2 separate regions of the Mus musculus genome follow, and region 2 is linked to region 1. Evidence: chromatin contacts called from ENCODE Hi-C data. All regions are on one chromosome and are shown on one strand. The core of a region is the stretch at or near the end of the contact, and the rest is flanking DNA. Distances in the headings are between cores, read along the strand shown.

Region 1 (6,943 bases), core at 2,460-4,959:
TTTAAAAACCAAGAAACTTTTTTGGCCTAATACCTGGCTTCATCTAAAAGAGATCTGGCGAATATTTGAAAAATGTCCTTTACTTTAAAAAAAAAAAAAAAAAAAAACTAGGTTAACAAATAAAGTCTGAATAAACTTAAATCGTGCCAAAAACAATTATCCCATCAAATTCCATTCACTTTTACAAGAATGTTTTAAGTATTCCCACAGTTAATAATTCATCACATTCTTAATACCAAACACAAAATTTTCAGCTTGTTAAGAATTCCCTTTTTCAATCATATATTAAATAAATGTGTCAATTTTACTTTTCTAACTTACAAAACTTTCAAAACTGCACTAAACACTCCATTTTCCTCTAGGCCAAAACTGAATGACATTGGAATTCTATTTAGAAGCTATCAATGTTGATATTATTTTTAAACTCATTAAGTACAAACATTTCTCTTTCCTAAAGATTTTCTAGAAAATTCCAATTTCACATGTATCTTTCTGCTCATATTACTATCCAGTTTATCAGTTAATACTCCAAACCATTTTCAAGTAGAAGTTGAAACTACATTTTTAGTCACCAAATAATTTTAAATTAATTCTTGTTAATTCAATTTGATGTACAAAAAGAAAAACTTTTAAGTCATGAAACTGAATTAAGACACAGAATACTTAAGCAACTATGCATGTATTTACCAAAACAAATTTTTCATATGTACCAATATGCTCAAAAACATGACAATCAAAATGTTTTAAAGCTACCTAAAATCAAAATTAAAGTGACATAAAGTCAACCCATACTCTCCCACACCTCAGCATACAGCTTACTGGGTGTGAAAGCATTTCAAAGGGTGCCCTGTGTCCAGTGCAGTTCTATGCTGAGTAAATAAGAGGGCAGGAACCAAACACAAGTTCCAGTGAGAATTTTACCTGTCTTTAGAGTAAAGCCATCGTTAACTGCTGAGGTAAAAACCTCTTCACAAGAAAAATCACCTTCAAGCAAAACAGGTGGCTTTTGATAAATAACATACAGACAACCACAATTTATGAAGTTTGAAAAACTGACTACAAATACTTCATTTTATTACTATTTGGGCCTATGAACCACCTCTAAAATTAATTTCAGTAAACAAAGTGATATTCCTACACTGATTAACCATTCCCAGCATTTATTTGGTCAAAAACACTATTAGTTGCTTAGTTCAAAAAAACATAGCATTACTTAAAGATTCTTAAGTTAACAAGACTTTCATTTTCAATGACTTGGGATTTGTGGGATATTTAAAGAAAGGAAAAGATGAGTGTGGTTTAAAAAAAAAAGCTGTATCATTGTAACAGTATTTTTAGAGTTGTTTTCTTCTTAAACAGCCAGAAAGGCATGGAAATACACTGAAGATTTGTGTAAAAAGCATAAATGTAAAAATTACCAATACTGCAAATAGTAAACCCGGGAGTTTAGTTCAAATTTCAATCACTTTGGACCAAGTAACTGACTGAACTTCCCTAATTCGATATTGAAAATTAACTTGGAAGCATGGAAACGAAAACACCCTCCACTAGGTTTCTACGGCCTTAACAGTCACACGGTAACCAGTGGTTTATATTAAATCATAAAATGCACACACGAAAGCTATGCGACTCATATTCAAAACCAAGCAAAAGCTATCACAATCATGCCATGCCCTCAGAGACACTCATTCTGAACTACTAAAACTGCCTAACCCTACAGCCCTGAAAGCACTAGTAATCACAACTACCTCGAAGAGTCAGAAACTGATCTCAAACATTGTTGTCAGTGCACTGCCTAAATTTCAACTGCTCAATGGGCCCTGGTGAGACTGACTATGCAGCACACTCACACAAACAACTGTATCAACTTCTCTTAGGCAAAGAAGAGGCTGTGAAACCTGCAGCTCCTTTACTCAAGTAAACTAAGAGAACCTTACCATTCACCATACTCGTGTCAGCTCCACGTATGGAAAGCAACTGTTTGTAAATTATTGCCTTTGAAAACTCACCAACTATAAAAACATTGTTTTTCAATCAATTAAAGAAAAACATCTCAATATAAACAAAAACTTAAAAGCCAAGGTCCACCCCACGGCAACTATGCAGATAAAACCCACAATTCTTCAATGACCTCTATAAATGACTTTTAATAAAAGAAGGTAATATCCCCCAAGAATCTGCAAAATTGGAAAACGCCTATTAAAACTTCCAGGTTTATACTTCGGCAGATCTGTTTGTATAATGCACAATGTGCCGCTGGGTGACTACCATATCTATCTGAACGCCTCCAACCAAACAAAGATTAAAAAAAAATAAAATTAAAAATCTGGGTCTGAATCTACAGAAAACAAAAGACAGAGGAGAAGGGGGAAAAAAAATTTTAAAAAATCTTGCCAAGGTTCCTCCGCGGCTCAAAGGCCTTCTTGTGAAATGCTAATGCCACTTCGGAGCAGTTAGTCACCAGCTATTGTGTGGAGCTGGAGAAAGCTGAGCCGGCCGCGCGTGCAGAGCAAGCAAGGAGCTGGCGAGCGCGCTCTCCAGGCTTGCGCCGCTCCCGCTGCCGCCGCCGCCGCGCGCGCGCCCCCGCGCGGATACGCGCGCCGGCCCCTCCTCCTCTGGCCTTGCACTGCACAACACTCATGACGTATCTTTATTTCTAGCACATTAACAAAATATCACAAATAAATTGTCCGCGGACCCCGCGGCCCCGGGGCGCCCGCACCCCCGGCTGCCGCCCCCCGCAGCCCCCGCTCCGGCCTCCCAACCCTCCCCGTGGCCTTTGCAGCTTTTCCCGTTCTGGGGCCAAGTTTTTGTCTCTGTAAAAAATTGCGGGAAATTCAATTTTTATTCGACTCGGGGAAAAGTTTCTTTGCAGTGCGCTAGGAATGTCTCACCAGATTCTGGTAGGTCCTGGGGTGCTCCTTCCCGGTCCAGTCGGTGCGCCGGGGCAGCAGCTGCGGGGACAGGACGCCCGGTGAGCGCGGCCCCCGGCCCGGACCGACGCCGCTCCCCTCCCCAGTCCGCCCCGCGCCCCGCCGGGGACCCCCCGCGCCCCGCGTCCCGCGCCCCGCCGGACGCCCGAGCTTGCGCAGCGGCCCGGGGGAGGCCGTGCGGCGGCGGGACGGCGCCGGGCCGCCGCGCCCTTACCTCCTTCTCGGCCACTTCGCGGATCAGCACCTGCAACAACAAAGCGGGGACGCTGAGCCCCCGCGCCCCGGGCCGCGGCCCCGCCGCCGCCGCCGCCCTCCCCCACGCCCGCGGGCGGCCACCGCGAGCGCCCGCCCGTCCCCGCGCCGCGCGCCGCCTACCTGAGCCGCCTGCTGACAGGGTCCATCTTCCAGGAACCGGGCGATGAGGAAGTAGAGCTCTGCGCGGGAGAGAAGGACGGGGAGACACGGGCTGAGCGGCCGCGGGGGGCGGGGGCCCGCGGGCGAGTCCGCCCGGCGCGGCGGCCCCGCAGCGCCCGACTTACCCGATCGCAGCTCCGAGAGGCCTTTCCTCTCACGAGACATGTTTGCGGGTCACTTCGGGGCCGCCGGCGGGACACCCCGCCGCCGAGGGGACGCGGGGACGGTGCCGCCGCCTGCCCTGTAGCTGTCAGTGTGTGCTCACGAGCCGAGCCTCGGCTCCACCATTCAAGCAACGGCGGCGGAGGCGGAGGAGGAGGAGGAAACAACAACTCTCAGGCAGCGGCCCCGGCTGCGGCCGCCTCCGCCGGGATCCCTCCGCCGCAGAAAGGAGTCCGCGCCTTCGCGGCCCCGCACTCGCCGCCCCCGCCCCCCGCGGGAAAAGGAGTGCCTCGGCCTAGGCCCGCGCCCGCGCGGTCGTCGCTCCGCGCGCCCTGGGCCGCCACTTATTTATTTATTTCCAGCGCGAGGAGATGTCGGAGCCGAAGCGGCGGGCTGCCTGGCGGGCGCTTTCTCTAAAGAGGCCGCGGGCGGGAGGGAGAAAGGGAGGGAGGGGAGGAGGGGGCCGGCACGGCTGCGCGGAGGGATCTGACGCACACGGAGCCGCAGCACAGGCTCTATTCAGCGGCGCTGGCTGGGTTGAGATGGAAGTTAGTTTCTATGTAGCAGAAATAGGAAACAAATGAAGCAAAACTGCTCAAAGAGGGGAAATGCCGGGAGGACTGGGCTCACTCTCACGCACGCACAGAGACTCTCAGCGAGCACTCTCAAGCTGGGCCAAGTCGGGATCGCGCTGCCCTGCCCGACTTGAACGCTAGTGTTTGCTTTCAGTCTTGCCATGTGCATGTGTATAAATGCTGCGGATTGGCATCCGTGTAAGTCTTGTCCTGCGATATTTCTGCAGCCTGGGCAAGTGTTGTGTAATTTATTGGAGTGCCGTGGGTTGCAATAGAGGTTCGGGCTTTTTTTTTTTTTTTTTTTTTTTTGAGCCACTTGCGTTCTGCAAACCCGTTATTCCCCGAAGCCACCTCTGCATATTTCTTTTATTACTACCATCGCCTGAAGCGTTCGTTTAAAAAAAAAAAATGTTTTTGTTTTGATAAACGGGCAAGAGGAACTCCAGATTTGTACTTCAGCTCATCTTTTCCCCCACTTATTACAAAAAGGCTAGTGATGGCTAATTAGGGATTTGGAAGTGAAGAACCTTAAAGCTTTTTAAAGTGTTTACAAGAAGGGCTAATATAAACCTGAAGGAAAGGAAAGGGCGCTAGCTAATACTTATCTCTAACTGATATGGAGGTAAATTACTGACACGGTCGATAACCTACCGAAGGTTATTGAAAGAGTATATTACAGTTTAGCAAAGGTGATTAGTGATTAAATAATTTAAATTATCTGTGTATCTTGCAGTTGACTTCGTCATGCTAATTAATGGCTTCTAATTTACGGTGTAAACCATTCCTGTTTACAGTTAATCACGGGAAGACTTCTTAAAAACTGGCGAAAAGCAGAAACAAAAATCTTTTCGTAAATCCTAATGTAATTACTGGTTTTATATGATACATCGTTCATCTGTGTTTTGCTGATGAGGATAGGGGCCTTGTTATTTTTAAAACGAATATGGGTGAAATTAATGGAAACAATGGAAAAGGCCGTTTGTTAAAAAACAAGGACACCGAGTGATATTTATCTCCAGATGAATTAAGCACTTTCCAAAAAGACTTTGAGAGTTCAATTTTTTTAAAGGTTGGCCTTTTAAAGAGAATTAGGCTAGTCATTCTTTTGTTAATCCTTAACAAAAGATCCTCTTTGAATTTCTTAGATAATAAGCTGCATTTTATGGGTCTGATTTTAAAAGGTAATTTGTGAGGTAAGGACCAAGAAGCTGGATTGTGGTTTTCCGGGATTGTTTCCTCAAGCCCTGCACCCTCCTAGCTCCCTGCCTTCCTAGTGGGAAATGCTGCAGCCGCCTTAGGCTGTACTGCAAGAGCACTAAAACACCAGACATTCTCACACATGTGAGCACGAGGAAACCGTCTCAACCCCCTTTGGAATCATGGATGTAAAATTGCCTTTTGTAACTCAATAAAAATAAGAGGTTACCCCGATTGGTCCTAATGCTACAGTATTATAAGATCTGCCCCTAAACTGGTGTGGCTAGCCTCAGAATCTGGACATGTTTGCATTTTTAAAACGTGTAATCCTAGTCTTACAATGTTAGGTAAAGTAGCCTGCTTCTGAATAATTAGGCATAAAACATATTTTATATGCCTTTGCAATTGTATTTATTTATGTGACTAATGTTGTTTTATCTTAACTTTTTAAAATGCATTATGTCCTTCAAATAATTTAGGTACTTCATTGAGAAGGTCTTTAAATGAACAGATTTTGAGAACTAAAAATTCTACTTGAGGCTTGCTGGTTCTGCACGCAACACTAATCTAATTCTTCCTCTTAGATGTTTTGCCCTTGAGAGGTAAAAATCAAATTTTGGCAAGTAATGTAAACTGTATCTGGATAAAGTTTTGTAGGTGTTAGGAGACATGGGAGGCTAGCATGATACCATGTATGTTTTCCATGCAGAAGCCATGGGAGCTTTTTCTTGAGACTGAAAACAAAAATAAAAAACTGTTTAAGGAAAGCCTGCTTCCTTCTAAACATGTCATTACTAACATTTTGGCTAACTTTGACAATGTTTTTAGTTTCTTTTGAAAACAGTTGTAAGCTTGCCTTTAAATTAATTCCTATGGTTGTTTTTCGTAAAATATAAAGAGTGCTTGACAAAAATTAGGATTTCTCTAATTCTTTCAGTCCAAAAAATGTGTTGTTTTTAGCCCTAGTTGTTAAATTGCATCTTGCTAAGTCCATTCTTTTGACTTTTATCTTTTGAAAAAAACAAAACCAAATCACTTCGCTTTCTTTAACATCAAGCATAGAATATTTCGGTTAACTGAGATTGCTAAGTCGTTTATTGTGCATGTGTATGCAAAATGTCTATGCTTATCAAATACAAGTTCTTGTTTAGAAATCCTGTATTTTGTTCCCAAAGCAGAGGTGTGCATAGTTCTTCCCACAGTTGATTTGTTTCTCTATAAAGACAGTTTAAATTCAATCCATACCCCTTTCTAGTCCTTTATGGTTTTTATGTACTCCAAAAAATACCATTAAAAAGTACTTCTCAGTGCATTTTAATTAAGAAGCTAAAAAAAACAGAAAACAAACAAGTAAACAAACAAACAAAATCAAAGAAGAAAAGAACTCTTGAAAGCAAAAACTAATTTTTATCTGATAGTCTCTTTAGAAGGATTATAAACTTTTTCCAAGTTTCTGTGAAATTCCATACTGGATCAACTCTGCCATTTACGTCTTCTCTAGAATAAGATGGACACTAATTATAAACTTTAAAGTTCTACTACTTTTATAAAATTTGATTTCTCTCCTATAGTATGGTGTCTGACACAAAGCTAAAACTGGATTCCGGGCTGACCTTATCTGTAAGTCATGGTTCTGGACTGGTATTATGTTACCCTTATGAG
Region 2 (6,943 bases), core at 2,042-4,541, 3.5 Mb after region 1:
AGAATCGATAAATGGGACCTCATAAAATTGCAAAGCTTCTGCAAAGCAAAAGACACCGTCAATAAGACAAAAAGGCCACCAACAGATTGGGAAAGGATCTTTACCTATCCCAAATCGGATAGGGGACTAATATCCAATATATATAAAGAACTCAAGAAGGTGGACTCCAGAAAATCAAATAACCCCATTAAAAAATGGGGCCCAGAGCTGAACAAAGAATTCTCACGTGAGGAATACTGAATGGCAGAGAAGCACCTGAAAAAATGTTCAACATCCTTAATCATCAGGGAAATGCAAATCAAAACAACACTGAGATTCCACTTCACTCCAGTCAGAATGGCAAAGATCAAAAACTCAGGTGACAGCAGATGCTGGTGAGGATGTGGAGAAAGGGGAACACTCCTCCATTGTTGGTGGGATTGCAAGCTTGTACAACCACTCTGGAAATCAGTCTGGCGGTTCCTCAGAAAATTGGACATAGTACTACCGGAGGATCCCGCAATACCTCTCCTGGGCATATATCCAGAAGATGTCCCGACCGGTAAGAAGAACACATGCTCCACTATGTTCATAGCAGCCTTGTTTATAATAGCCAGGAGCTGGAAAGAACCCAGATGCCCCTCAACAGAGGAATGGATACAGAAAATGTGGTACATTTACACAATGGAATACTACTCAGCTATTAAAAAAATGAATTTATGAAATTCCTAGGCAAATGGATGGACCTGGAGGGTATCATCCTGAGTGAAGTAACCCAATCACAAAGGAACTTGCACAATATGTACTCACTGATAAGTGGATATTAGCCCAGAAACTTAGGATTCCCAAGATATAAGATACAACTTGCCAAACGCATGAAATTCAAGAAGAACGAAGACCAAAGTGTGGACACTTTACCCTTTCTTAGAAATGGGAACAAAATACCCATAGAAGGAGTTACAGAGACAAAATTTGGAGCTGTGACGAAAGGATGGACCATCTAGTGATTGCCATATGCAGGGATCCATCCCATAATCAGCTTCCAAATGCTGACACCATTGCATACACTAGCAAGATTTCACTGAAAGGACCCAGATATAGCTGTCTCTTGTGAGACTATGCCGGGGCCTAGCAAACACAGAAGTGGATGATCACAGTCAGCTATTGGATGGGTCACACGGCCCCTAATGGAGGAGCTAGAGAAATTACCCAAGGAGCTAAAGGGAACTGCAACCCTATAGGTGGAACAACAATATGAACTAACCAGTACCCGGGAGCTCTTGTCTTTAGCTGCATATGTATCAAAAGATGGCCTAGTCGGCCATCACTGCAAAGAGAGGCCTATTGGACTTGCAAACTTTATATGCCCCAGTACAGGGGAACGCCAGGGCCAAAAAGGGGGAGTGGGTGTGTAGGGGATTGGGGAGGTGGGTATGGGGGACCTTTGGGATAGCATTGAAAATGTAAATGAGGAAAATACCTAATTAAAAAAAAAAGAAAAAAAGAAAAAAAAAAAGAAAAGATTTGTAAATTTAGAAGAAGAAAAAAAGAAACGGGAAAGAAATACTCATTTAAGCTACCACAGAGATGAAATATGAATCTCAAAGCCTTGTTGGATGTTCCCAGCCCTGTGAAAGCACAGGCAAGCAGGCAGATCTATGAGTTCAAGGTCAGACTGGTTACATAGTAAACCACACCAGCCATGAATACATTATTAGGCCCTGTCTTACAAAACAAAACAACAAAAACATGTTGGGAAAGGCAGATTGAAACATCAATTTCAAAACATCAGTTGGCTATGTCAGCTTGACATACGTCGGGAATTAATTAAAACCCCAACATGGAGGGCACATGGTGAGGGATTTTTTTACTTAATTGGAAGTAGGAAGACTCACTTCCTACCTTTGAGGTAGGAAGACATTCCTTTATCCGGATCTTTTGAGCTGGGAAGAGCCACCTCAAATATAAGCCACAACTTCTGTGGGAAGAGGACATGGAAGAAAGAAGCTCTTTGCTTGCTTGCCCTCCCTCTCACTGTCATTAGGAAGTGCACTGAAGACCAGCTGAGACACACAGCCTCACGGACTGAGCAAACACTGGATTTTTGGACTCAACATTCATTCATAGCCACTGTTGGACTGGCTGGACTGCAAGCTGTTAAGTCGTTCTAATAAATCCTCTTTCTATTTATAGACAGATTCATTCAATCAATTCAGTTACTCTAGAGGACCCTGACTAATACACATGTCAACACAGTTCGAGAAACAGGGATATTGTGTAGATTGGTTGAATGGGACCAGACCATGGTTCTCTTAGTAGGATAAGGGACTGAGCTGTGTTAGAAGTCAACAGTCAAAAGATCAGAGAGACAAACAGGCAGTCTAGCAAAGTAGGTTTCTCACAGAGTTTGTTTGGTACGAGGGATTAGGCAGCTGTATTTGGTAATGTGTGTATTCTTAATTACCAAACACAGTGGACAGAAATTGTGGATATTGATCTCACTCCTCCCCACCCTTCATCCCCATACTGGGGAGTATTCAAGATCTGTACAAGCTACACAAATGAATTGTACTGAGCCTAGACTCAATCCCAATCTTAAAACTGAAGAAATCCAGGTAATTCTGCCCATGTGAGAAAGGTAGGATTTGAGTTCAGTCCTCAGGCCGCATGCAAAACTGCCACTTTAGCTACTTGTCAGATTTTAGGAAAAAAGGCGAAGCTAAGGAAAAAAAAAAATACAACTGTGCTGCTCTGTAGTACATTTTCACATCTATTTGATACATTTGTCACTAAGAACTAGGCAAAACCCACGAAGAGATCACAAACCATTAAAATTGCTGACCATTAGCAAAAAGGAGCATTTTACCCCCTAAAAGTTTCTTGTTTGTGTAGTAAATATGAAATTTAAAGTTCGCAGACAGGCTGGGGAGATGGTTCAGCGGCTAAAATGCTCGCCAGGGCAACCCATCTCGCCCCGCGCACGCGCACATTGTCCCGCGCACGCGCCTACTGCCCGGCGCGCTCGCTCCCTCGGTCCCGCGCATCCGCGCTCCTGTGCCACGCACACGCGCACCAGGCTCCGGGCCGCGCGCCTGGCCCATGCACGCGGTCCCGCGCACCGGTGCTCCCTCCCTTACCCCAGGATTAGCAGCGCACTCTGCAGCCGTCTCCGCACTTCCAGGAACACGCGCGTTTCCGCCGCAGCCACCGCCATGGCCGACTCAGGGACCCACGCGGGACCGAGCCCACAGTTACTAGAACCCGGACAGGGTGGGAGCACGTGCGGCCGTAGCAGGCGGCTGGCTCCCAGGCCAAGGTAGCGCGAAGGGATCCGGCGGCGGCCGTCTGTCGGCTAGAGCGCCACCTACCGGGAAGAGAGCGCACTGCCGAGGCGCCGACCTTGCCCCAGTGGCCGCTCTAGTAGGACAGGTGCGACCCAGAGAGCAGAGCTGACCTCCACTGGAAGGATGTTGGATGGGCTTGACTATGACTACGAGCATTTCTTTCCCTGAAATGAACAGAAAGCTCAGTTTGGGCCAGGGGAAGCTCTTCTCTGGATAGTTGAGTAGGATGAGGTAGATAATGGAGCAGAAGCTGTACAGGTGGTACTTCCCATAGGTCCAGAGCCCCAAAGCCCACTTTATCGGAGTCTCCTTTATTTGAACTAGAACAGTTTATTAGCTTCCGTATGATGTATCCAAAAATATCCACAATTGATTGGCCATTACATTTCGCGCTAGATATGGTACTTCCAAGACTGAAACAGTTGCAAAAACCAGTGTAACCACTAAAAGACTGGTGGACTTGTATCTTGACTGACCATTCATGTAACTTTTGAGAAGCTAAAAGGAAATGAGTAATTTCTGATATACATTCCCACTATACTGCAGAAATAAAAGAAGTCATAACTTAATTGCTCCTACAAGATACATTTCGAAAGTTTGATGCAGTAAAAGATCTAGTGTGGTATAAACAAATATATCAGGCCATAGGATTTCAGTTGGACACCTTTTAAGAATGGAAAGCTGTTATTTAAAACATAGCTTGTATAATGGGGATTGTCTTAGTTAAGGTTGCTTTTGCTGTGATGAAGCAACAGTACCAAAGGCATTTGGGGAGGAAAGCATGTGTTCAGCTTACACTTCTATACCACTGTTCATCATTGAGGGATGTCAGGACAGGAACCCAAACAGGGCAGAAACCGAGAGGGGGAGCTGATGCAGAAGCTATGGGAGGGTGAGTTTACTGGCTTGCTCCCATGGTTTCACTGAACCTGCTTCCCCATAGAACCGAGGATCACCGACCCAGGCAGGGATAGCACCACCCAACATAGGCTAGGCCCTCCTAGGTCAATCACTATTTTAAAAAACGAGTTACAGTTAGGTCTTATGGAAGCATTTTCTCAATTGAGGTTCCCTCCTTTCAGAAGACTCTATCTTGTGTCAAGTTGACATAAAACTAGCCAGGACTGAAATCCTGTTTATTGATGTTCCATTTCATAATTTCATAGTTATAATTATCTGACATTGAACAAACTGGAAGCATTTCTAAATAGGTTTAATCCAAAGAGGATGGCGTATATCTGCAACCCCAGCATTTAGGAGACTGAGGCAGGATTGCTGAAAGTTCAAGGTCAGTTTGGGCTATGTGAGTACAGGGCCGTCTAGAGCTATGTGGCAAGACTGTCTCAAAACAAAAACTGGTCTTAAGTATACTGAAAATGTGATTTCAGATAACTTTTCTAATATCAACCTTTGAGGTGTTTTAAAGTTTATCATGTTGCTATATAAATTCCTGTTTCATTCCAACAATTTGAGATCATAAGAGGGAATAATAGCTTTAAAAAGTAAAAGCTTTGGGATGGAGGGTTGGCTTTGTGGTTAAGAGCACTTGGTTGCTGTTTCACAGGACTGGGAAGCTAGGTTTATAGCACTCATAATTGCTTGCAACTTCAGAGCATCTGACCTCTTTTTCTGGGCTCCATGCATGCACACACATACCTGTGGCACTCCCATATAAAATATAAGTAAATAATTTTTGAAAAAAAGCAAAGGTAACTACTATTTGGTGGCAACTCATTTATTTGAAGGACAATTGTTCTCTTATACTTTTAACACAGAATATTACTTAAATTTTGGCAATACTTAATATTGACACCTAGCAAAATACACAGCGTCCTCAGATTAGCGTGCTCCTCATATATGGTTTAAAACTAGAACACGCAAAAACACTTGTAAAGACAACAACCCTTTCGAATACGCGTTTGAAAGACGGCTAGATACAAAAAAAAGTGCTAAACTGGCTCTCGGTTTCACACAAACTGTGCCTGAAATGACGCGCATAAAGTGCTGGTGGATCCAGATGATCGTACTTAAATAATACTTCAAAACTGTTTTCAATTCCCCCATTCCATCAAAATGATGGTTCGCTGGCTCCTTGCTCACACCTTTCCCGCCTTCCCTCCGCCGTCTCTCCGGTCGCCCGCACGAGGGCGCTGTGGCGCCGGCTAGCCGTGGCCGCCGAGCAGCGGACGGGGACGGGGGCGGGGACGGAGGCCGCCGACGTCGACGCCGGCGTGGGCGCGCGCGGTGCACGCTGGTAGCTGTCACTAGGCCCTGGGCTGGCGGCCTTCGTGCGGCTGCCGCGGTTGCCAAGAGAGCGGCGCCAGCGGGGAGCAGCAGAGCCCGCGGCAGGTAACAGCGTCCCCGCCCCCGGCGCGGTCGCGCGGCGAGACGCGGCACGGTTCGGGCGAGCGTCTCCGGGCTTGGCCTGCGGTGGTGGCGTCGGGGTGTCACCGCCCGGCCCCCACCTGAGCCCGCCTCTGGGTGGAGGGAAACGGGCCCTGACCTGCCCGGGGCGAGCGGTGGGACCCGGGGCCTGTCCGCCCGTGGCCTTCGGCGGGCAGAGCCGGCACGGGGCTGAGGGGTGGTGTCACCTGGGCGCGGGTGCCCGGCGCCTTTGTTGGAGGCTTCCCGGCACCCCGTTGCCTCGCCAGCCCGGTGGGTCCCTTTTAGGATCGAGGCGACACCGAGGCCCGCCGATGTGCCGGTGCAGAGGGTTGGGAAGCAGAGCCAAGTTCACCAAGAGGAAGCCGAGCTAGCACACGGAAGTTGTTAACAGTCCTCACCTTTGATTTCCAAGGCTTTGAAAGTTGCCCCATCGCTGTACTTAACCTCACCCTCATCCTGTTGAGGAGGGAATAGCACGCAACTGTACTTTCTCCTCCCCAAGCAAATTGTGTCTTGTTAATTCTTATATTATCTCGGAGTTCTGTGGAGTTGAAGAAAACTCAGATTTAGAGATTGTAGTCAACAAACACATTTTTTTTTCTTCTCTTTTTTTTTTTTTTTTTTTTTTGATCGGAAAAATACAGGAGTCAACCTCATTTAGTAGCTCGCAACTATAGGGTCAAAACTTTTCATTCTGGAGATGATAGCCCCATATGTAGGTGTTAAGGTCTTGCCACTTTGAGGTTAGTTGTATTCGTATTAGCATGGCGTCGCTATGTGCTAGGCTATGTGCTAAGTAAGTCACAGGATTATCAATCCCTTGGTTCGTTGAGCTGACAGAAATTATAGCCCAGGTAGTCTGAATTCCTTGTTGTAATGGTTACTTCTAATTAAACTTTGTCATTCCTCAGAACTGCTAAAAGCAACCCCCTTTTGGGGACCCAATTTTTAATAAAGAATTTTTAAAACTGAAGGAAACATAGACCAAAAATGTGACACCATGACCCAAAGGTTAAATTTAATTGCTTTCCCATCTGTTGTGAAGAGCCCTACTTTGTAATTCCAATAGTAGAAACAACTGTAGCCTGGGGCTTGAGGGCTAAGGTTCAAAGCTCTGTTTTTGCTGCTAACTGGGTATGATCTCTCTACCCCTCAGTTACTGTCTGTATTCTGGTGTCTAGTTTTGTTGTTTTGTTTTAGTGGTACTGCGATTCCTTGTGCATGCTTAGTTAGAT

What was found. A loop is a pair of places that touch in the nucleus more often than their neighbours do.
Region 2: a map of heart shows a loop between it and region 1 (18-fold over the local background). The contact joins the promoter of Ube2cbp here to the promoter of Phip in region 1. A Hi-C loop is called at or near these places in 6 of 37 maps with a recorded cell type or tissue (heart and left cerebral cortex).

Annotation. Positions count from the first base shown.
Region 1 is chr9:82,971,780-82,978,722 of GRCm38, forward strand. Phip (pleckstrin homology domain interacting protein) reads right to left here and starts at 3,710. Exons shown (of 40, transcript NM_001081216.1): 1 at 3,473-3,710; 2 at 3,309-3,367; 3 at 3,148-3,177; 4 at 2,895-2,954. The coding sequence starts at 3,512.
Region 2 is chr9:86,461,625-86,468,567 of GRCm38, forward strand. Ube2cbp (ubiquitin-conjugating enzyme E2C binding protein) reads right to left here and starts at 3,292. Exons shown (of 10, transcript NM_027394.2): 1 at 3,117-3,292. The coding sequence starts at 3,193. It overlaps Dop1a (DOP1 leucine zipper like protein A), which reads left to right and starts at 5,530. Exons shown (of 39, transcript NM_177208.3): 1 at 5,530-5,672.